Linked DNA regions of Homo sapiens: all the other regions are linked to region 2. Evidence: chromatin loops called from intact Hi-C (ENCODE). Cell type or tissue: ascending aorta. All regions are shown on one strand. Links, peaks and the distances in the headings refer to the core of each region. The heading gives the core; the rest is flanking DNA.

Evidence for each region. Peaks named below come from ENCODE experiments on the same cell type or tissue, not always from the same donor. Only the 100,000 strongest peaks of a DNase experiment are listed, where the experiment ranks them.
Region 1: a loop joins it to region 2, with 4 times the contacts of the local background. A loop is called at or near these places in 41 of 110 quality-filtered maps.
Region 3: it touches region 2 in a loop (4-fold over the local background); 62 of 110 quality-filtered maps call a loop at or near these places.

The regions. Positions count from the first base shown.
Region 1 is chr1:33,608,346-33,616,140 of GRCh38, forward strand. CSMD2 (CUB and Sushi multiple domains 2) reads right to left here. Exons shown (of 71, transcript NM_001281956.2): 40 at 6,159-6,275; 41 at 2,696-2,905. Among named protein-coding and RNA genes, the nearest start is that of ZSCAN20, 140 kb to the left of the region's middle. RefSeq lists an enhancer at 1-118. In ascending aorta, for the core only: a CTCF peak has its summit at 4,720 (motif pointing left); a DNase peak (open chromatin) is centred at 4,716; H3K27ac peaks cover 646 bases.
Region 2 is chr1:33,291,099-33,298,893 of GRCh38, forward strand. ZNF362 (zinc finger protein 362) reads left to right here. Exons shown (of 9, transcript NM_152493.3): 7 at 3,839-3,917; 8 at 4,049-4,207. Among named protein-coding and RNA genes, the nearest start is that of A3GALT2, 26 kb to the right of the region's middle. RefSeq lists an enhancer at 4,198-4,708 and a silencer at 7,673-7,795. In ascending aorta, for the core only: a CTCF peak has its summit at 4,563 (motif pointing right); a DNase peak (open chromatin) is centred at 4,563; H3K27ac peaks cover 3,005 bases.
Region 3 is chr1:33,451,361-33,459,155 of GRCh38, forward strand. No RefSeq gene overlaps it. Among named protein-coding and RNA genes, the nearest start is that of ZSCAN20, 17 kb to the right of the region's middle. RefSeq lists an enhancer at 3,508-4,007. In ascending aorta, for the core only: a CTCF peak has its summit at 4,649 (motif pointing left); a DNase peak (open chromatin) is centred at 4,671; H3K27ac peaks cover 1,913 bases.

The sequences.
Region 1 (7,795 bases), core at 1,903-6,902, 320 kb after region 2:
CACAGTGCACGGGGTGGGCCCAGGGCAGCTGTCCCTGGCACAATGGTGGCACTGCCATTCCTTATATTTATCCGAGAAGGAAGGTCTCAGGGAGAGAGCACTTGGGCCTGGGAGGGGTGCAAGGGGCTGAAATATGTCTCCCAAAATTCATATGCTGAAGACTTCACTCCTTGTGAATATGACCTTATGGGAAATAGACAGGATCTTTACCAAACTTATGGAAATTAAAATGAGGTCACTAGGGTGGGCTCTGATCCAATATGACTGGTGTCTTTATAGAAGGTGGGAATTTGGAGACAGAGGCACATGAAGAGCACCATGTGAAGATGAAGCCAGAGGTCGGGGTGATACTTCTAAGAGCTGAGAATGCCAAGATTGTCATGAACTACCAGAAGCCAGGGGAGGGGCCCGGACAGAGTCTCCCTCATGGGCCTCAGAAGGAACCAACTCTGCTGACACCTTGATCTTGACCATCCAGCCCCAGAGCCATTGGACAGTAAGTTTCCGTTGTTTAAGCCACCCAGTTTGTGGTACTTTCTTATGGCAGCCCTAACAAACTAAGACACAGGAAAGCCTTGGGGGAAGGCGTTGCATCTGTCTCTGAGAGGACATATTTGGGACCAAGTCCCTCCTGTGACATCACGGCCATCCGACGCGTCATGACCTGTTTGACAGGTACACACCTCCCAGATAATAGGCACAGACATCCTTGGGCAAGGCTGGCCTCTGTGATGAGCCTGCACACACCTTCCCTGGGTGTGGCAGCTGTGCTAACACCAGTGAAGTGGCTCTGTCTGGGTGCAAGGCCCAGCTTCTCCTGAGGCTCCCTCTAGATGACAAGCCCAGCCGCACTTACCAAAGCTTTCCCTGAGATGGACCCCGGAACCCTGAAGTCTCCTGCAGAACTGATTCAGTTGCACCCACCTCGTGGGATGCCCTTTAAGGCTTTCCCTAAATGAGAAGCCCAGTACCCCCTCAGTATTCTTCTCTGGCAAGGGAGGAGCTCCATCCCCACCATATTATTTCCAGAATAAAGAAGTCAACTCTCAGAAAGCTGCATATAGGATGGTACTATTTATATAGAAAACGTGGTCAAAAAATTTTATAAAATGTTACATATTTTTCACAGGTACATGTAGCATACATATATCCAGGCCTGGAAAGGTCACAACTAAACAATAGTAGCCGTTTCTGGAGAATAATCCTGGGTTTGGAGGCTATAGACAAAGAGAGCTTTGGCCTTACTTGTAAGGTTTTAATTTCTTTCTTGTATTTTTCTTTTTTTAAAAGATAAATATGTTTGTAAATTGTTTGTGTAATTAAAAATTAACTTTAAAAAACAAAATTGGAAAACTATAGTACGATCCAATTTTGGCTAAAAATATAGCTACAGCAATATATATACCGAGAAAAGCGGGGAATACATATTGAATTGTTGAAAGTGTGTATCTCTGCATAGGGTAGTGACAGGATGGGATTATGGGAGGATTTTGACTTCCTGTGACGGGTGTTAGGGCCTGAATATTTCTGTCCCATCAAATCCCTATGTTGAAACCTAATCCCTCATGTGAGGGTATTTGGAGGCAGGGCATTTGGTGGCCCACCCTCCTAAATGGGATTAGTTCCCTTATAAAAGAGGCCTGAGAGAGCTCTTTTGCCCCTTCCACCATGTGAGGACGCAGTGAGAAGATACTGTCTATGAACTAGAAAGTGGGTCTTCACCAGACACGGAATCTGCTGGCACTGTGATCTTGGACTTCCTAGCCCTCAGAACTGTGAGAAATAAATTTCTGCTGTTTGTAAGGCACTTGGCTTATGGTATTTTGTTACAGCAGCCTGAGCTAACACAATGTGCTCACAAAATTATCTACAGTGTTTAGATTTTTTTTTTTTTTTTTACAAACATGAATTAGTATTGGAAAAAAAATCTAAAAATATTTTTAAAAATTCAGTGGAAGAATCTGGGAAAGGGATTAGAACAAATGCTTCGGTCAGTCACAATAAGGGAAGCATCCAAGGGCGAGGTTGGGCTTACTCAGGACCATGTACAGCTGCACAGGTTGGGCACAATCTCCACATCCACAGGTGATGGATGGTCTACAACACAGGGGAACCTGAGTGTAGATGGGGCTCTTTCCAGGGAATGTCCCAGAATGAGTGGGGCCGGTCACGGGATCCCACTTCAGAGAGGTGGAGCTGTGGTGAGTGTGGTTGGGCCTCACAGGAAAACCTGCTCCTTGTGCAAGGCTTAGAGGTGCCCTTGGGACTGTTACTAGAATCCTCCATCCTGTCATAGGAAGAGCTTTGCTGAGAGTAATTGGGCTTGATGTGCAGGGAAGGACCCTGGGGAAGTAATTCAGTTTATCAAGCCCGAGGGGAAGTGACTGGCTGGACAGTTTGGGACACCTGAGAAGGCACAGATGGGCCACTTGCCCAGGGACAGCTGTACAGAGTGGGAGCCTCAGAGGGTGCTGTTGGGCCTGCCACTCTTGAAAAGGCTGTGGGAGAACTTAAGCTGACAAATGGGGTCCGGAGAGATCTGCCACCAAAAGGAAGCTTCCCTGACTGGGCCTGCCACCGCAACCCACCCCTTATGGTGTTCTGTTTTCCCCCACATGGAAGGCTGGGAAGGTGGGTGGCTGGGGCAAGAGATGGAGATAGACAGAGAAGCAAAGGCGGTGCTCCTTGTCCTTACCCTGATACTCCAGCTTGAATCCTGGCCGATTCTGGGAGTGGTCGCTGTGGAAATACACGGTGGTCTCGTGGGACGTGGAGAGGAGGGAGCTTGGAAGCTCGCTTCCACTGAATCTTCCCATCATGCGGCTGGTCTCATAGGGGCCATTCCGGATTTCTATGTAGTCGTGGTTGGGCTCGGTGGAGAAGTTCAGGAACTGGATGTGAGCTCCTGGGAGCAAGACAGAGGCAGACAGTGCCCAAAGCAACACAGTCCTGCCTCAAGTGTGCTGCCTCATGAAAGCAGCTCCTGCCAGAGCCATGAGTCCCTGCTACTGATTTCCCACCCAGCCAAGGCTCCTAGAACTGGCTTTGGGAATTGCCCGTCCAGCCAAGTCTCTTGTCTTTGACAGGGCTGAACTTAAAAGTGTATTATTCATTCAAAAATAAAGGCATCAGTCATTTCAGAGCTCCACTGGAGTTCATTTTATTTTGTTGAAAACAAAGTTCAGGGTCAACACTTGTTTAAATTTATGATTCATATGTCCAATATCAGCATAAAGATAGTTTTGCTAGAATAAACTTTTCATTTAAAAATAACACCCCCAATACTTAATCAAAAGACAAGACCTTCAATACTGCTGTTTTCTAGAACTCTTATGATAATTCAGAAACGTAGGGCTTAGAAGTATACATTGTCCCCTCTGTTCCATAAAGAAGCCAAATAAAGTTTCTACTTTGGGATCTTAGTGAGTTAATCAAGACATTCTAGCAACCTGACAGGTTAAATAAATCTAATTAAGTTCTTAATGTACATAGTAATATACTCTTTCAAGAACGAAGGTGGGAACATTTATGTTTGTTTACTGATAAGATTTTTCAAAATTAGATCACCATGGAAAATGTTATTGAAGAAATATATTTACTGAGCATAGGAAAAAGCCCATATTGCATTGATAATTGTAAAAATCAGATGACAAATAGTATGCTGTATACAATTCTAATTTTTGTATTATAAAACATGGAAGAATATTAATTTGCCTGCTAGGAATATTTGCTGGGCATTTGCTGTACATCAGGGCTGTGCTAGGCATTGTACAGGATGAGCAAGATCAAGAAGGTCCTTGTCTTCATGAGACTTACATGGTAACGCTGGGAGACTAAGCCATTAGTGATTATCGCTGCACGATGAGATTATAGATGGATTTTCATTTTTAAAATTGGCTTATCTGTGCTATCAAATAAGCTCAGAATAAGCACGAGTATAATTCTTTTTGCATCTGATCATTTAAAGAATAAAATAAAGACTCGACACTTAATGTTGAAGATCTTTCATCTCCTGCCCTGTTCCATTCCTTTCCTGCCCTCCACAGAAGCAATCACATGAATTTGGAAGCTATCCTTCCAGTTCATGGTTTTGGATTCTTAAATATGTATCTGGGTTTATGTGTTTTCAAGATTTACATAAATGATATTATACTGTACATACAGTTTTTTACATAATATTGTGTTTTTCAAGGTCTATCCATGTTAATATACAAAAATATAGTTCATTCATTTTAACTGCATGTTAATTCCATTTTATGAATTATCCAACCATACAGTTCACTCCCCAACTCATGAACATGCAGATTGTTTCCAAGTTGCAGATAATTTTGTGATGGTTTTTTTTTTTTTTTTTGAGACAGAGTCTTGTTCGGTCGCCCGGGCTGGAGTGCAGTGGCACGATCTTGGCTCACTGCAAGCTCCGCCTCCCGGGTTCACACCATTCTCCTGCCTCAGCCTCCCAAGTAGCTGGGACTACAGGCACCCGCCACCAGGCCCAGCTAATTTTTTGTATTTTAGTAGAGACGGGTTTTCACCGTGTTAGGCTGTGATGACATCTTTGTATACATTATCTGAGGAGCCTGTGCTTTCCATTCCACTGCCCAGGCATCGTCCCCTCATATAGGAGCCCTGCGGGCTGCAGGCCCACAGAAGGGGCTCTTTAAGGATGGCGGAATTTCTGACTTGAACTCCAAGGAAAGAACTGGACTGTGACCGCCATCTAGTGGAGCAGCATGTAGCTGCAGCAGCTCTTTACACGCTGAGACCAGGTACCAAGTTAGGGACCTCGGCAGAATCCAACATTAACTTGAAAGCAAGGGATCCCGGGCCTTTGCAACTGGACCCAGCAGTAGCTTCTTCCCTGAAACCTGAATTAGCACCCAGAATTTAGAGGTGAAAATGGTGGCTGAACATAAGGACTTACAGGGAAAGCCACCTCATTCAAACTTCTGTTTGCCTTTGGATGTTGCCCTCCCCACCTTCTATCATCTTGGTTCTGCCTCAAGACTGGATGCAGAGGTACAGGGTCTCCCAGATCCTCTTAATGTCTCAAAGTCTGGAGTCTCCTAAGACTGCCGAGGGCGTCATCGCTTTGCTCCCAGTTTCCTTCAGAAGATGGTACTGAACACCCAGTTTCCTTCAGAAGATGGTACTGAACAGAAAATAACATCTTTCAGAGGGCCACCAAGCTCTCTCCTCCCCTCCAACCGGATTTAGAGAAGGCCAGTTAGACTGCTTTCTCCCAAAAGCCCCTTCCCTAATCTCTAATCACACTCCAGGCTGAATAATGAAGGATAAAATGGGAGATCTTCATTTCTGAGGCTCACAGACTGGCATTCAGGGCTATGCAGGCATAATCCCCTTGGGACATTTCATTCCTAGAAGCAGTGCAATGGCTTGGGCAAGATGACCCGTGCGTACGGCCCATCAGTTCCATGTCAGCACAAAGCCCTCATCCCTTCAACAGAGACATTTGGGTTAAATGATATTCCCAGTGCATAATATGTGGATCACCAGCAATTACATTTTGTACCCACACTGATGTCCTCCACACCCTGACAACCTCCCATGCCTAGCATACTCCAGCTCCAAAAACAAAACAAAACAAAAATAACCCCCCAAAACCAAAAAAACAACCTTCCCAGTCTCTAGGCCAGCTAGAATGTGCATACGAAGAAGAATGCAAACTCGATTTCTCATTGATTTGGCTCAATTTAATTAGGATGATAAATTAGACACTGGGGTTAAAAGTACAACTTGAGGTCCAGTCTCTGTACGACAGATTTCCGCCCCACCCCCGCCTTTTTTTTTAAGTCCCTGAGTAATTTATTTTTATTTTTTATTTTTAATATCAAGTGATACAGTGTTAGTTAGGTATAATCCGAGTAATTTCTCATTCCACATTCCTGGATTTTAGTTTATGGCTCAAATAATAATAATGGCAACCCCTAAGATTTTTCTCCCCCCTATATGTTAATCTCTGCCATTCTTAATTGGTCTTCACAATTGTACAAGAGGTCAACAGATGAGAAAACAGAGAGGCAGAGTACTAAACAGACTTGGCCCAAGTTTGTGCTAAGAGATTTTGGCGGACAGTAGTTTTAAGCTCAAGGGTCTGGGCTTGAAGCCTGTCTCCTCTGGGGGCTGCAGAGACTTACCAAAGCCCACGGGCAGTGCTATTTTCCAGGAGCAGTCCATGTTACTGGGGTAGTTGCCTGGGAAGCCGGGGCTCAGGATCACCCCCTCCATCTCCTCCACTGTTCCCCCACACTGTGCTGTGACAATGAGATGAGACAGAGGGTCAGGACAACATCAAGGGGTGTACAGGGCCCTGCCAATGTTTGGAAGCTCCCTTCAAGCAGCAGTTTTTAAGCTTTCATGAGTCATATAGCCCCTTGAGAATCCAAAGGAATCTTCTTAAAAGACTAAGCCCACGGGCAACATTCAATATGTACATTCAGGAAGGGAGGTACATTCTAGGACAGCCTAAAAGTCCACAAACCCAAGTTATGGACTCTTGACCTTGAACATGCCCTTCACAGGTCAGTTCCCTGGTGAGGATGTCCAGGAAAAGTGAGGAAGTTCTGTGCCAAAAGAAGTCCAACCATTTCTTACCGTATCCCCCAAATCTCCCTCTCCTCACTGCCCAATCTACTCTTTCAAGACTGCAGAAAAAGGATGAAGGAAGGGGACTGGCATGCATCAAGTCCCCACTCTGTGCCCGGCACCATGCCAGGCTCTTCTCAAATATATATTTCAGGGGGCAGGGTGGGCGGCAGGGGAGGCTCACCACGAGCCCATCCTCAGAAAAGTGACGGTGATCAGCATCCCACAGGAGCCAACCACCAGGCTGTCTGAGTGACCCAGGGGCTTAGGGACATCTGATATGCCAATCAAGGTGAATTCAGAGTCATCTGAGGATGCAGGGCTGGGGCACCCCTGCAGTCTGGTCAGTTGACATCAGTTCTTTTCTTTTGCATCTTATTAGGAAAAGGTTGTGTGAACAGAAAGGGGCTAGCCAGTCTTAGAGACCCAGGGAAAGGATCATAGAACAGGGATTGGCAGGTCCAGGCAAGTGCTTTCTGGGGAGAGGACAGCTTGGCAAACAGACCCGAAAACAGTGCAGAGTAGGCTCCAGCCTCGACTGCCTGTGTCACAATCCCACCTTCACTTCCGATGGGACCGTGGGCAAGTTCAAAACCCTCCAGAACTCGGTTTCCCACAACTGTAAAATGGAACTAGTGACAGCACCCTTCTAATGGGGTTGTTGTGAGGTCATATCAGAAAGGACTGCATTTACTTGGGACAAGGCTGGCACATGTTGTAAACCCCTAATGAACAGCAGCTGCCGTTAAATGAATGGTTTCCATAGCAAGGTCTTTGTAGTCTCTAATGGGGGAAAGTGCCTTGGGCTGACCGTTCACATTTCTGACCTGCTCCACAGATGCCTATGCCCTACACCGTGGTGAAACCACAGAAGAGAAATGCCATCGTGCTTGAGTGTCACTCCCTTACCTCCCTGCCCCAAGGTCAGCCTTGAGGGGCACCTCACAATCGACTGGGCACCAGAGAACCTTAGGTTTCCGTTCCTGACTCTGCCACTTCCTTTTTAATCCTAAAAGACTGAGATTTCCTGTTTGCAAATTGAGGGTAATGGTACCTCCCCTGCAGGGCTGATCTGAGGAAATATGAAGCTCCATGCCTAGCATATAGTAGATATTAAATAAATGTGCCTTTCTTCTTTGCCTAACTGGACCAGAAGCTTCTGAAGGGGAGATGCTGTCTTTTCTTGTGT
Region 2 (7,795 bases), core at 1,802-6,801:
TTGCCATTGCTTTTGGTGTTTTAGACATGAAGTTCTTGCCCATGCCTATGTCCTGAATGGTAATGCCTAGGTTTTCTTCTAGGGTTTTTATGGTTTTAGGTCTAACATTTAAGTCTTTAATCCATCTTGAATTAATTTTTGTATAAGGTGTAAGGAAGGGATCCAGTTTCAGCTTTCTACATATGGCTAGCCAGTTTTCCCAGCACCATTTGTTAAATAGGGAATCCTTTCCCCATTTCTTGTTTTTGTCAGGTTTGCCAAAGATCAGATAGTTGTAGATGTGTGGCATTATTTCTGAGGGCTCTGTTCTGTTCCATTGGTCTATATCTCTGTTTTGGTACCAGTATCATGCTGTTTTGGTTACTGTAGCCTTGTAGTATAGTTTGAAGTCAGGTAGCGTGATGCTTCCAGCTTCGTTCTTTTGGCTTAGGATTGACTTGGCAATGCAGGCTCTTTTTTGGTTCCATATGAACTTTAAAGTAGTTTTTTCCAATTCTGTGAAGAAAGTCATTGGTAGCTTGATTGGGATGACATTGAATCTATAAATTACCTTGGGCAGTATGGCCATTTTCACGATACTGATTCTTCCTATCCGTGAGCATGGAATGTTCTTGCATTTGTTTGTATCCTCTTTTATTTATTTATTATTGAGCACTGGTTTGTAGTTCTCCTTGAAGAGGTTCTTCACATCCCTTGTAAGTTGAATTCCTAGGTATTTTATTCTCTTTGAAGCAATTGTGAATGGGAGTTCACTCATGATTTGGCTCTCTGTCTGTTATTGGTGTATAAGAATGCTTGTGATTTTTGCATATTGATTTTGTATCCTGAGACTTTGCTGAAGTTGCTTATCAGCTTAAGGAGATTTTGGGCTGAGACGATGGGGTTTTCTAGATATACAGTCATGTCATCTGCAAACAGGGACAATTTGACTTCCTCTTTTCCTAATTGAATACCCTTTATTTCTTTCTCCTGCCTGATTCCCCTGGCCAGAACTTCCAACACTATGTTGAATAGGAGTGGTGAGAGAGGGCATCCCTGTCTTGTGCCAGTTTTCAAAGGGAATGCTTCCAGTTTTTGCCCATTCAGTATGATATTGGCTGTGGGTTTGTCATAAATAGTTCTTATTATTTTGAGATACGTCCCATCAATACCTAATTAATTGAGAGATTTTAGCAACAAGGGCTGTTGAATTTTGTCAAAGGCCTTTTCTGCATCTATTGAGATAATCATGTGGTGTTTGTCGTTGGTTCTGTTTATATGCTGGATTACATTTATTGATTTGCGTATGTTGAACCAGCCTTGCATCCCAGGGATGAAGCCCACTTGATCATGGTGGATAAGCTTTTTGATGTGTGGCTGGATTCAGTCTGCCAGTATTGTATTGAGGATTTTTGCATCGATGTTCATCAGGGATATTGGTCTAAAATTCTCTTTTTTTTGTTGTGTCTCTGCCAGGCTTTGGTATCAGGATGATGCTGGCCTCATAAAATGAATTAGGGAGGATTCCCTCTTTTTCTATTGATTGGAATAGTTTCAGAAGGAATGGTACCAGCTCCTCCTTGTACCTCTGGTAGAACTCGGCTGTGAATCCGTCTGGTCCTGGACTTGGTTGTGGGGTTTAAAACAAAGGCAGTGTGAGTCCTGGGGACCCTTAAGGATTAGGTGATGGGGAGCCTAAGTAAACGAATTCCCCAGCCCTAGAGAGAATGAGGATGGGATGAAGTGAAGAGGATGCTGGCCTCAGGCGGAGTTGGTCCAGATGACCCTTAAGGTCCTTCCATTGTAGAGACGGTGCAGCAGCCTGGGATGGGATCCTGAAACATGTGACATCCAGAAATGTGCAGGGGTGCTCAGAACTGGGTCAGCCCAGCTTCTCTTGGCACAGCTGTTGTGGAAGGCCAGACCCCAGGCCTTGATCCTGAGACTGGGGCCCGTCCCTGCCCTCGGGATTCCCCATCTAGCAGGGGAGAGAAGTGTGGGAGGCCTTGAGAGTCCAGTGGGGTTGGCTCTGTGGTGAGGAATGTGCTCTGGAAGCCTGTGGGGTGAGCAGTTCGCTCGGGAGATTCCGCAGAGCCCCACTCGCCAACGAATCTGGAAGGATGAGCTGACATTTACTGGGCAAAAGAGCTGGGGAGGTCCCAGTGCTGAGGATGCAGACATAGCAGAGGTGTGGGGAGACTTATCAGACATGGCTGGCAGGGAAGAATCATTATCTGACCAGGACGTAGGGTGCGTACGAGCAGGGAGGGGATGCTGGACCACCTGGTGAAGGCTTGAATGACATATAAGGAATTTGGACTTTGTCAGTGTTTATAATGGCAGCCAATGGGCTTATTGGTAGCAGGGAGTGTTTCTTACTCAACCCTGTGTCTCTAAGTCTAACACTGGGCCTGGCCAGAGGGGCTTTAGTTTCTTTGATGAGTTTGTTGATGGGCTGATGGCAAACCCAGTCAGTGAGAGGGGCTGGGGCCTTGGAAGGAAGGAGTGGACACCCTTTTGATAAAATCTGGATATTCCCCTCCACTTCTGTTCCTCAACAAATTAGGCAAACAAGGTGCAGGCCCAGCTGGCATTTCATTGCTCACCTGCTTGGTACAGCAGATTTGCCCAAACAGATGCTTGAAGACACGCCCAGGGAGATGGTGCAAAGGCATGAGTGTGGAAAGCAGGGAAGGCCACTATTAGTGCATGCCAGGCTGCTGAGCTCCATTTGTGGACATCATCACCCAGTCCACAGCTCCATCCTCACCTGGGCTGTTGGGCAGGTACAGGGTCATCAGCCCTCAAGTCACTGCCCCAGTGTCACCTTCCTCATGAGGCCCTTATCTCCGTTTAAAACTGTATCCCTCCTTCCCGTCACTCATGGTCTCCCCATCTTGTTGTTTTTCCCACAGAACTTACTACCTTCTACATGTGATTTACTTATTTCACGCTTGTTGCTTATTTCCTCCAGGCAGTGGCTTTTGTCTGTTTTGTTCATGATATATTCCAAATACCTAGCACAGTGCCTGGGGCATGGGTACCCAATGTAATGAATGTGAATGAATAACGATAACTGGCAAACGTTGAGTGCTTACTTTGTACCAACACTAGGCTAAGCCCTTTACATGCATTATCTGATGTTATCTTCACAAAGCCCGATGAGATAGGAACTGTATTTTTATACCCATTTTGCAGATGAGGAAACTGATGCTCAGTGGTTTGTCCAAGGTCACCCAGCTGGTTAATAGCCAGGATGAGAACCCAGGAGTGGCAGGGACAGAAGGAGCTCTCAGGAAGGACACAGAGGGGCTGAGCTTCAGGGCCATGCTGTCCCACATTCTCCCATTTACTGGGGTGACCATGCAGCTGTCACGGAGATGTGCCTGACATGGGGTAGGGACAGGAAATAAGTGTCTGGGGCCAATTAGAGGGAGATGTCTCCTTCTTCTTAGGGAAGGAGGCTGGGTGGGCAGGGAAGGTCCCGACAAAGCTGTGCATCTGTGTTCTTTGCAATATGTGGTCCGTAGTGTGGGGTTTTCAAAGAGAGGGGCAGCCAAATCAGGCCCTCTCCGAGGCCTGCACTGGGTTGCTGCAAGGGCTCTGGTGGTGGGCTGGGGACAGCTGGGACCTGTGGGAAGTAGGAGGCTCTGGTCAGACTGGCAGTGGAGGCCAGAGAAGGAAGGAAGAGCCATGGCCGTTGAAGTCCCCAGCTCTTGCCTGGGCTCACTCTTGGTCCTTGGGGAGCATGGGCAGGGTAGGGACCGAGAGGCTTAGGGGCCAGAGTAAGGACTTGGGAACTGGAGCGGTCTTGGGGTGTGTGTCAGGGACTTCGACCTTACTGGGCTGCCCATTACAGAATCCACACAGGCGACAGACCCTACAAGTGCCCACATCCTGGCTGCGAGAAGGCTTTCACTCAGCTCTCCAACCTCCAGGTGAGTGCCTGCCTGCCTCCTGCCCACCAGGTGCTCTGGTGCCCCCCCACCCACCCCCACAAGGAAGCGTAGGAAGGGGGTGGGGTGAGGGAGCCCTGTTCCTCTCCTGACCCCCTGCTGTGCCCCTACAGTCTCACCAGCGCCAGCACAACAAGGACAAGCCCTACAAGTGTCCCAACTGCTACCGGGCCTATTCGGACTCCGCTTCTTTGCAGATCCACCTCTCGGCCCACGCCATCAAGCACGCCAAGGCCTACTGCTGCAGCATGTGTGGGCGGGCCTACACCTCGGTGAGTGCCGGTCGGCCTGTGCCCTGCCCCGGGGGAGCCACTTCGTCTTCCAGGCCTCAGTTGCTTCCCCATTGTCAGATCTGTGTCGACTCTTCCCATTTTCCAGACAAATTGAGGCCTAGAGAAGGGAAGTGACACCCTGAGATCACAGGGAAGGGGAGAACCAGAGCTTTTGCTTCCCACTTCTGGTTTCAGCTACCCCTGACCAAGCCCCTAGCCTCCTGCTCACCTTTAGCCTGAGTCTCCGAGGCCCTGGAGTACTCACAGCAGTGGCAGGAGGCTTTTCACCTGCTCCGCAGAGCTACAGAGAGAAGCGCCTTCCTGTCACCCAGGAAGCTGCAACCCCCATTGTGGCCACAAGGTGGCGCAGTGACATGGCCCATAGCCACCCTCATCTCAGGAAAGGCCTGAGCAGCCCGGAAAGCTCAGAGCATTCAGCTCCCGTCCCTGGGTGGGAATTTCCCCAAACGAGGGCCTTTTGGCACCCAGAAATACCATTCACCCCCAGGCGAATCGCTTGAGTGTGTGCTTCTGTTTGATCTAATATTCTAGTTAACAGACCCCGTATCCCCGACATAGAGGTCACTGAGCCTCAGTTTCCTCATCTGTCAAATGGATGAACTCACAGGGCTGTTGGCTGGCAGAGTGGTGCCAAATCAACCTGAGCTAGTACCATTATTTATTCACTCAGTCTTTACTAAACACTTCTGCCTGGTGCTCGGGCATTGGGATGAGCCAGACAGATCTATTTTTTGTCCCCAGGGAAATTAAGAACTGTTGGAGACAAGTATTAAACAAGTACACACGTAACTGTTTGACGGGAAATTGTGTAGCTGCTGTAAAGCAGAGACTCTCGGCCCTAGTCCAGATGGACATTTGGGCCGGACCTTTCCACTGTGGGCGCTGGCCTGCACGTGGCAGGGCTCTGAGCAGCATTCCAGGCCTCCATCCGCTAGATGCCAGTAGCAACCGCTCCCCAAGTGGTGACAGCCAAAAAATGTCTTCAGGGATGACACAGAGGGGCTGAGCTGCAGGGCCATGCCGTCCTGCATTCTGGAGTCCTGCATCCTGGGGGACAGCATGGCCCTGAAGCTCTGTCCCTCTGTGTCCTCCCTGGGAGCTCCTTTTGTCCCTGCCACTCCTGGGTTCTCATCCTGGCTCTTTGTCCCTGGGGGGCAAAATCACCTCAATTGAGAACCACTGTGATAAAAGTGTGTTTTGAAAGACAGCAGGGAGGACACAATGGAGCTGGGAAGGGGGATGAGTCCAGATTGACCACCTGGAGGAGCAACACTTAGGTGAAGCCTTGAAGGATAATTGGATGAGGAGGAGAAAGAGGGGAAAGAAGCTTCCATGCAGGCGAACACTGAGTGCGAACCCCCTGAGGGGTAACAAACTTGGCACGTTACAAGAACTCAAAGGAAATTAGGTCAGTTGGGGCCTTGGGGCTCTGTTAGAAAAGTTTGGATATTTTTTCAGGTGGAATGGGAAGCTACAGGGAGGGGACTGTCAGGAAGGGTTTTTTTTTTTTTTTTTTGGTATATTTTAGAGACGGGGTCTTGCTATGTTGCCCAGGCTGGAATCAAAATCCTGGGCTCAAGGGATCCTCCTGCTTCAACCTCCAGAGTAGCTGGGGCTACAGGTGTGCACCACTGTGCCTGGCAGGGAAGGTATTTTTGCAAGGTCACTCTGGCTGGAGGCTGTTCATGGATCATAGGTGGGGTTGTTGGCAGTACTTGTCAGGTGCCGGGCAGGGCTGCCACTTGCTAAGTGCTGAGTCTGTAACATTTATTCTTCCCTGGAGTTCAAAGGGCAGAGGAGGGTCAGGAGGCGAAGAGGACAGAATCTGCAGGGAAAAGGGCTCCAAAGGGGTGAGCAGGAGCCCTCGCTTGGCTAGCTGATCTCCAGTCAGTCCCTGCCTCTCTCCAAGGCTCAAGTTTTCCATAACCTCCTACACCATCAACCAATCCTGCCTCATCCATACTCCTATTTTTTGAAGTACAATCCAGACATCATACTATTTCTAAAAATTGCACTTTATCTCTCTGATAAAGACTCCTTTTTTGAGCATATCCACAATACCTTTGGAATATCAAAAAGTAATTAACCAAAGTCCTTATCATCATCAGATACTCAAATACCCGTTCAGCATTGACATTTTCATTTGTGTCACGAATGCCATGATTTGGTGTATTTACATGATTCCTCTTTTTTTTTTTTTTTTTGAGACGGAGTCTTGCTCTGTCACCCAGGTGGAGTGCAGTGGCACAGTCTCAGCTCACTGCAACATCCGCCTCCCAGGTTCAAGCGATTCTCCTGCCTCAGCCTCCCGAGTAGCTGGGAATACAGGCATGTGCCACTATGGCCACCTAATGTTTTTGTATCTTTAGTAGAGACGGGGTTTCACCATGTTGGCCAGGCTGGTCTCGAATTCCTGACCGCAGGTGATCCGCCCGCCTCAGTCTCCCAAAGTGCTGGGATTATAGGCATGAGCCACCGTGCCCAGCCTACATTATTCTTTTTAGATCAAGATCCAAATAAGATTCCTGCATCGTAGTAGCTCAGTAGATCTTTTAATCTCTAGGTCCCCTTACCCCCACTTTTTTTCTTTGTTATTTATTCACTGAAGAATAGTTTCCTAGCTAGGAATTTGCAGGTTGCTTCCCTCTGGTATTGGATAGCATGTTGCCGCCACATTTGAGGGCTTCCTCTGCTGGGTTCTGAGCATATTGAGGTCTGAAGTCAAGGAGTGGCAGGTGGGAGTACCGCCTCTGCTTCTGGCAAAGGCGATTGGAAGGATGTGGCTTAGTGTGAGGGCTTCTGGGCCTGCAGTGAGCCCTGGGTCACAACCTCACCTACCCAGTCCTGGTGCCTCAGGTCAGATCCAGCAGAGCCAGTGGAGGACATGATAGTACCCACCTGTAGTCCCAGCTACTTGGAGGGCTGAGGTGGGAGAACTGCTTGAGCCCAGGAGGTTGAGGCTGTGGTGAGCTGTGATTGTGCCACAGCATTCCAGCCTGGGCGACACAGTGAGACCTTAAGAAAAGGAAGGAAAGGAAATGTAGAGACTGGGGCAGGAGTGGACCCTTCAACCCTTACTCCATGCTAAGGGCTTGATCTTTGTCACCACAGCAACCTGTTGAGGTTGTTCCTCCCCTATGCCTGCTTACAGAGGAGGAAACTGAGGCTCAGAGAGACAAGATGACTTGTCCAAGTTCTCACCACTAAGAAAGAGCAGAGCTAGGCTCAGACCCAGTCCTGCTGCCTCACTGTCACTGGGATCACCAGCCAGATGCAGGCACAGTGCTTCACCTGGCAGACAGGGCTGAGGTTCAGCCAGTATACCCAGCTACATCCAGGTGGCAAGGGCCTGGGGGCCTGGCCCTGGAGAGCCACAGGTGGGCATTGCTGAGGGGTGAGCTCTCCAGCCAGCACTCATACTGGCAGCAGTGCAGTGTCTCTAGAACCAATGGCCGACGCCCATCTGACCCTGCAAAACTGTGGCTGTCCTCCACCCTCTGAACCGCCTACCAAGAGCCCTCCAGTGGCTGCTGGTGGGAACTGCAGCCTCTTCTCCCTCCCTTGCTG
Region 3 (7,795 bases), core at 1,903-6,902, 160 kb after region 2:
ACCCAGGAGAAAAGAAGCCATTATATGAAAAAGATACTTACACACTATACACCTGTATAGAAACACTGTACTCATTGTGTAGTCTTTTATCCTTCACCCTCCACCCTTTCTCCCCTGAGTCCCCAAAGTCCGTTGTATCATTTGTATGGCTTTGCATCCTCATAGCTTAGCTCCCACTTATGAGTGAGAACATATAATATTTGGTTTTCCATTTCTGAGTTACTTCACTTGGAATAATGTTCTCCAATTCCATCCAGGTTACTGCGAATGCCATTAGTTCATTCTCTTTTCACCATATCCATGCCAACATCTATTATTTTTTGGTTTTTTGATTATGGTCATTCTTATAGCAGTAAAGTGGTATTACATTGCAGTTTTGATTTGCATTTCCTCGTTAATTAGTGATGCTGAGCATTTTTCATCTGGCTGATGGGTGCACTAAAATCTCAGAAATCACCATCGAAGAACTTATCCATGTAACCAAACACCATCTGTTCCCCAAAAACTGTTGAAATAAAAGCAAATAAAATATAAAAGAAAATCAAGTTTCCCAAATTTTGAAATAAAATTTGGATTACAAAAAAGAAAAACCATAAACAACAACAAAAAAATAAAGTTTCTGCACAGCAAAGGAAATCATCAACAAAGAGAAGAGACAACCCAGAGAATGGGAGAAAATATTTGCAAACTACCCATCTGATAAGGGATTAATAACCAGAATATAGGAGGATCTCAAACAACTTTACAAGAAAAAAATCTAATAATCCAGTTAAAACATGGGCAAATGGTTTGGATAGACATTTCTCAAAAGAAGACATACAAATGGCAAACAGGCATATAAAAAGTGCCCAACATTATTGGTCATCAGAGGAATGCAAATCAAAACTACAATGAGATATCCTCTCAACCCAGTTAAAATGGCTTATATTCAAAGGACAGGCAGTAACAAATGCTGATGAGGATGTGGAGATAAAGGAACCCTCATACACTGTTGGTGGGAATGTAAATTAGTACAATCACTATGGAGAAACAGTTGGAGGTTCTACAAAAAACTAAAAATTGAGCTACCATACGACTCAGCAATCCCACCGCTGGGTCTATACCCAAAAGAAAGGAAATCAGTGTATTGAAGAGATATCTGCATTCCTGTGTTTGTCGCAACACTGTTCACAGTAGCCAAGATTTGGAAGCAACTGAAGTGTCCATCAGCAGGTGAATGAATAAAAAAAATGTGGTACTTATACACAATGAAGTGCCACTCAGCCATGAAATAGAATGAGATCCAGTCATTTACAATGACACAGATGGAACTGGAGGTCATTATGCTAAGTGAAATAACCCAGGCACAGAAAGACAAACACTGCATGTTCACACTTACTTTTGAGGTCTAAAAATCAAAACGATTGAACTCATGGGGAGAGAGAATAGAAGGACGGTTACCAGAGGTTAGGAAGGGTAGTGGGGGGCTGTGGAGGAGGTTGGGGTGGTTAGTTCATACAAAAAATAGGAGGAATGAATAAGACCTAGTATTTGATAGCACAACAGGTGACTATAGTCAATGATAATTTAATTGTATACTTTAAAATAACTAAAAGAGTATACTTGGCCAGGCGCAGTGGCTCATGCCTGTAATTCTAGCACTTTGGGAGGCTGAGGCAGGCGGATCACTTGAGGTCAGGAGTTTGAGACCAGCCTGGCCAACGTGGTAAAACCCCGTCTCTACTAAAAATACAAAAATTAGCTGGGTGTGGTGGCAGGCACCTGTAATCCCAGCTATGTGGGAGACTGAGGCAGGAGAAGTGCTTGACCCTGGGAGGCAGAGGTTACAGTGAGCTGAGATTGCGCCACTGTACTCCAGTCTGGGTGACAGAGTGAGACTCTGTCTCAAAAACAAACAAACAAACAAACAAACAACAAAAGAGTATACTTGGATTGTTTGTAACACAATGGATAAATACTTGAGGGGATGGATACCCCGTTTTACAAGATGTGATTACACATTGCATGCCTGTATCAAAACATCTCATGTACCCCATAAATATATACGCCTACTATGTACTCAAAAACATTAAAATAACAAAAAAGAAAAAGAAAAAGAAAAAAAGTAGAGGACAGAATGGGGCCACAAGCCGAGGAATGTGAGGCCTCTAGAAGCTGAAAAAGCCAAGGAACAGGATTCTCCCCTCAAGCCTCCAGAAGAATGCCCTTTTTGGACTTTTGACCTCCAGGGCTGGGAGAGAATACATTTATATTGCCTGTAACCATTACATTTGTGGTAATTTGTTATAGCAGCAATAGGAAACTAATACATGTAGTTATTATTAGGTCTCTCAAACATATTAGGGACTCAGTAAATAGTAGCTGAATGAATGAAGGAGTCTGGAATGAACAACAGAACTCAGCAGAGGATCTGAGGAATGGAGGTGGGTTGTGGCTCTGGGTCCAATATCTGTATGTATCTGTAGATGTGGGGAAAAATAGCCATCTTTCTAGATAATGTACCACCTCAGGACTTGAGCAATTCTGCTGTGGTTCTCCTCTAAGGGGAGGTAGATCAGTTTCTCTATCCTTTTTGGAATAAAAAGGCAAGGCCCAGGATCAGGGTCCCAGGCATTGATTTGCGAGGGGTGTCAGGCAGCAGTTATACAGAACTTGAAGAGGTACCTTAGAGCAAGTGGTGCCATATGAACATCCACCACGTGGAGCACCAGAGTGAAGTCAAAGGCCATCGTGGAAGAGGTGGCGTGAGCAGTGGCCCTGCCTGGCCTAGACAGTGCAGGAATTCCCAAAGACACTGAGGGGCAAAGCAACCTCGTGATGGTTCTGAGCCCTGCAGTTACCTGGTTTGTGCGTGGGGCAATACTGAGCTAGCATGATGTGTGTCCACATGCTATTGTGGCCTCGTTCGAATGAATGAGGTCTATGGCCTCGAGATCAACGCTGTAATACAAAGGGAAGGAGCATGTTACGGATCATATTGTATTCCCCCAAAAAAGATGTGTTGGAGTCCTGACTCCAGCACCTCAAAATGTGACCTTATTTGGAGGTAGTCTTTGCAGAGGCAATTAAAATGAAGTCATTAGGGTGGACCCTAATCCAATATGATCAGTGTCCTTATAAAAAGGGTCAGTTTGAACCCAAAGCTAGGCCACATGGAGGGAAGACCATGTGAAGGGAAGCAGGGAGAAGATGAACATTGACAAGCTAAGGAGAGAGGCCTGGAACAGAGCCTTTCCGCACAGCCCCCAGAAGGAACCGAGCCTTCTGACACCCTGATCTCAGACTTCCAGCCTTCCAAACTGTGAGAGAATACATTTCTGTTATTTAAGCCACCCAGGGAGTGGAACTTTGTTACCGCAGCCCTGGAAAACAAATGCAGAGCCATTCTCCCCTGTTCTGCTTCCTGGCACTACGCACCATCTTGGGGGCTCGGAGAGCTGTGAGGTCTGGCAGGTGAAGGACCAGGCACCCCATGGAGCAGCAGGAAGTGGCAGCTGTGCATGCTCTGCCCAGCAGCAGAGTGGGAGCAGCATACTGCCTGGGCTCCCTGGCAGCATGGCTGCAGGCATCTGCAGAGATCAGCTGTGCCTTGCAGGAGCAGCTGTGTGAAATCAGGCTCAGAAGGGTGGATAAGCTCCACAGAGGAGTGTGGAGAGACCCTGGGGGTCAGCAAGGCAGTGGGGCTACTGTGGGAATGGACTTGCTTTTAGCATAAGTGAGACATGCCCTGGGATAAACTTGGTGGGTGACTCACACCTATAATTGCAGCACTTTGGGAGACCGAGGCGGGCAGATCACTTGAGGTCAGGAGTTTGAGACCGGCCTGACCAACATGGTGAAACCATGTCTCTACCAAACAAAATAAATAAAAAAGAAAAAAAATACAAAAATTAGCCGGGCGTGGTGGCAGGTACCTGTAATCCCAGCTACTTGGGAGGCTGAGACATGAGAATCACTTGAACCCAGGAGGCAGAGGTTGCAGTGAGCCGAGATCGTGCCACTGCACTTGAGCCTGGGTGATAGAGCGAGACTCCATCTCAAAACAAAAACAAAAACAAAAACACACACACACACACACAAAACAAAAAACAAAACTTGGTGGGAACACTTTCCAGGGGGCTGGAGATGATCTGATTACTGAAAATTGCTTTCACAAACTCCCACAGATTGTCCCGACCCCTCCTCCCCTCTCCTCCTCTCCTCCCTCTCCATCAGCCACTGGAGGTACCACCTCTCCTCCGCCTTCTCCCATCTTCTGGGACTTCAGTGCTAAAAGTCACTGTGCCCTGCATATTTCTGGGAAGTGCTCTCCCCTCCCCGCAGATCTCAAGCCTTTAGGGAAGTGGAAAGAAGCTCTTCCTACAAGAAGGTTTTGGATCCTGTTTTAGATGAGACTGGGTGAAGTGAGGCCCAGAGGAGAGGGAAGGAGGTGGCTGGGAATTGACGTCCGGGGGGCCACGGAGGAAAAAGTGGTTTAGACAGAAGGAACAGTATGAGAAAAGACACAGAGGCATAGGTGGGTGCAGCATGTTGAAGAAGTTCAATGCTGTGGTAGAGAGAGAGAGAGAGAGAGAGAGAGAGAGAGCGTGAGGATCTGACATAAGATGGGCAGGAGGAAATAAGGGGCCAGATATGACTGTAGTGCCACCTGGTGCTGGAAGGAGTCAGAGCCTGGCCTGAGATGACATTCTGCTCTGGAAGACTTAACTGGAGTCACTAGTGAGTAGCTCAGGATGCCTACCAACTAATGAGCCATTTCTGTAGCTGGCTTTCCAGTGTACAAAATGCTTTAGCAATTTCCCAGTGTTCCAACTCCCTACTGCTGTATAACACACAACCCAAAAGAGCAGCATCCATTTGCCCTCAGACCTGTAACCTGGGCAGGACTTGGCAGGAACATTTCATGTCTGCTCCATCTGGCATTTGCTGGGACAACTGGAATCACCTGAGGGCTGTCACTCACAAGTCTGGCAGTGGATGCTGGAACCTTAGCTGGTGCTGTGAGATAGAACACCTCCATGTGGCCTCTCCTTGTGGCCTGGACTTTTTCACAACATAGTGGCTGGGTTCCCGGGGCGAGTGTCCTCAGAGTGAGAGCCAGGAGGAAGTTTTTCTAAGTTGGCCTTGGAAGTCTTTTTGTACCACCTCTGCCGCATTCCACTCATTAGCAGCCGGTCACTAAGGCCTGCTTGTATGCAAAGGGAGAGGAATTGGACATCACCGTTTTTTAAGGGGAAAATCAAAAAATTGTGGACATGTTTTAAAATCGCCATGCCCTGTGAAGTAGGCTCTGTTATCTCTGTATTCCAGAGAGGCTGGGTGACTCACCAAGATCACACAGCCACCAAGAGGTGGACGTAGTTCTAACCACAACATACATACATACATGCACATATGAAATGTGCCACATACATGTATACACATACACACATGTGCACACAGGTATCAAGTGCCTCCTATGCCTAGCACTTTGCGTCATTTGACACAGCCACTTGGTATATAATAGTCATTTTGTTTTGTTTTGTTTTATTTATTTATTTTGAGACAGGGTCTCACTCTGTCATCCAGGCTGGAGGGCAATGGTGCAATCACAGCTCACTGCAGGGTCTATCTCCTGGGCTCAAGTGATTCTCCCACCTCAGCCTCCTGAGTAGCTGGGACTACAGGCATGTGCCACCACGCCCAGAAAATTTTTGTATGTTTTTGTAGAGATGGGACTTCACCATGTTACTCAGGCTAGTCTCAAACTCCTGGGCTCAAGCAATTTACCTGCCTTGGCCTCACAAGATGCTGGGATTATAGGCATGAGGCACCACCCCTGGCCTATAACAGTCATTTTAAACTGAGTACTTTAAAAGTTGAACTAATTCTTCTAAATCTGTTCTCCCACAGTCTTGGCATCATCCTTGACTTCTCTTTCCTCACACCCCACGTCCAACTCATCAGCCAATGCTGTCAGTTCCATCTTCAAAATATATCCAGAATTTAACCATGTCTTAACCTCTTAATCCCAAGTCTATCACCAGGGTTCAAGCCCACATTATCTTACACCTGACTTAATGCAACAACTCCTCACTTATCCCTCTGCTTCTGTCCTCATGCAACCACCACTATCCCCAGCAATTCTGCTCTTATCATAGCAGCCCGAATGATTCTTTGATAGTATAAACAGGCTTGTGTCACTCCTCTGATGAAAACCCTCTAATGACCCCATATCTCATACAGAATAAAAGCCAGAGTCCTGACAACAGTCTACGGCGCCACCCTGAGCGGCTATGCCCTGCAGATGTCTCTGATTTCATCCGCTATCCCTCTTCTGGCTCATTCCACTTTAGCCGCCCTGGCCTCCTGGCTTCCACCTCCCACCTTAGGGCCTTTGCACTTGCTGCTTCCTCTGCCAGAGAGATGGGTGGTTCCCTCTCCATTCTTCAAGCTTCTGTTCAAATGTCACCTCACTAGAGAGGTCTTCTTAGACACATTACTTAAAATTCTACCTTGATTCCTACCCTTGTTTCTCCCCATCCACCTTCATTGCTTTATTTTTCTTTCTTTCTTTTTTTTTTTTTTGAGATGGAGTCTCGCTCTATCACCCAGGCTGGAGTGCAGTGGCGCAATCTCGGCTCACTGCAAGCTCCGCCTCCCAGGTTCACGCCATTCTCCTGCCTCAGCCTCCCGAGTAGCTGGGACTACAGACGCCCGCCACCACGCCCAGCTATTTTTTTGTATTATTAGAAGAGACGGGGTTTCACTGTGTTAGCCAGGATGGTCTCGATCTCCTGACCTCATGATCCGCCTGCCTCAGCCTCCCAAAGTGCTGGGATTACAGGCGTGAGCCACCGTGCCCGGCCCATTGCTTTATTTTTCACCATATAACTCATGATTATATAATATATTGTATATTTACTTTAAAAATTGTCTGTTTTCTCCCATTAAAAGTAAGCTCCACAGTCTCAGGAATTTTAGATGTTTTGTTCACTGCTTATTCCCCACCACCTAGCGCAGTGCCTGGCACATTGTTGGGTGAATAAATAAAAACTACAATTGTGCTTCTGTCACCTTCTCCTTATAGTTCTAAAAGCTTTGATGTGTGTGTTTTGTGGCTCTAGTAATAGAGCTTTTATTATTTCCACATGATCCTCTTTAATCACTTAATGATTTGTCTTAAATTCTATTTTGTTTTCATATTATTGTTATTATTACCAAATTATGTCTTTTCATTGTTGGAAAGACTTCAAAGAGTTTTATTTTGTTTTAGGTTCAAAGTCATGCTATCTGCTAAGAAAATAGGGTGGGAGAACAGAGCCTCTCAATGTCCTGGGAGTATTGTTTTGTCTCAGGCAAAAGTTCCTAACGTGGTGACTCATATTTAAAACCATCAGTCTTGTAGCATTAACTCATGGTTAGTAAAAACAGACACACACACACACACACACGCATGCATACACACAGACACATCTACAAACAACAAACCTTCCAGAATACAAAAGCAAAAACCCATCACAGGTGGGCAGAGCTTACCAGGGAAAGAGAACAGCTACTGCAAAAGCCCTTAGGTGGAGGTGGGCGTGGCCCTTCTGATCAGCAGAGAGAAGGCCAAGTGTGTTGGGAAAGAGAGAGAGAGAGATGGGGGGAGTTGCATGGTTGGTATTCAATGGTGGGTGAGAACCAGCTCAGGTAAGGCATTGTAGGTCAGACAAAAAAAAATTATAAATGTGATGGGAAGCCATTGAAGGGCTTAAGCAAGAGAGTGCTGTGATATGGTTTATATTTTTATTTATTTATTTATTTATTTATT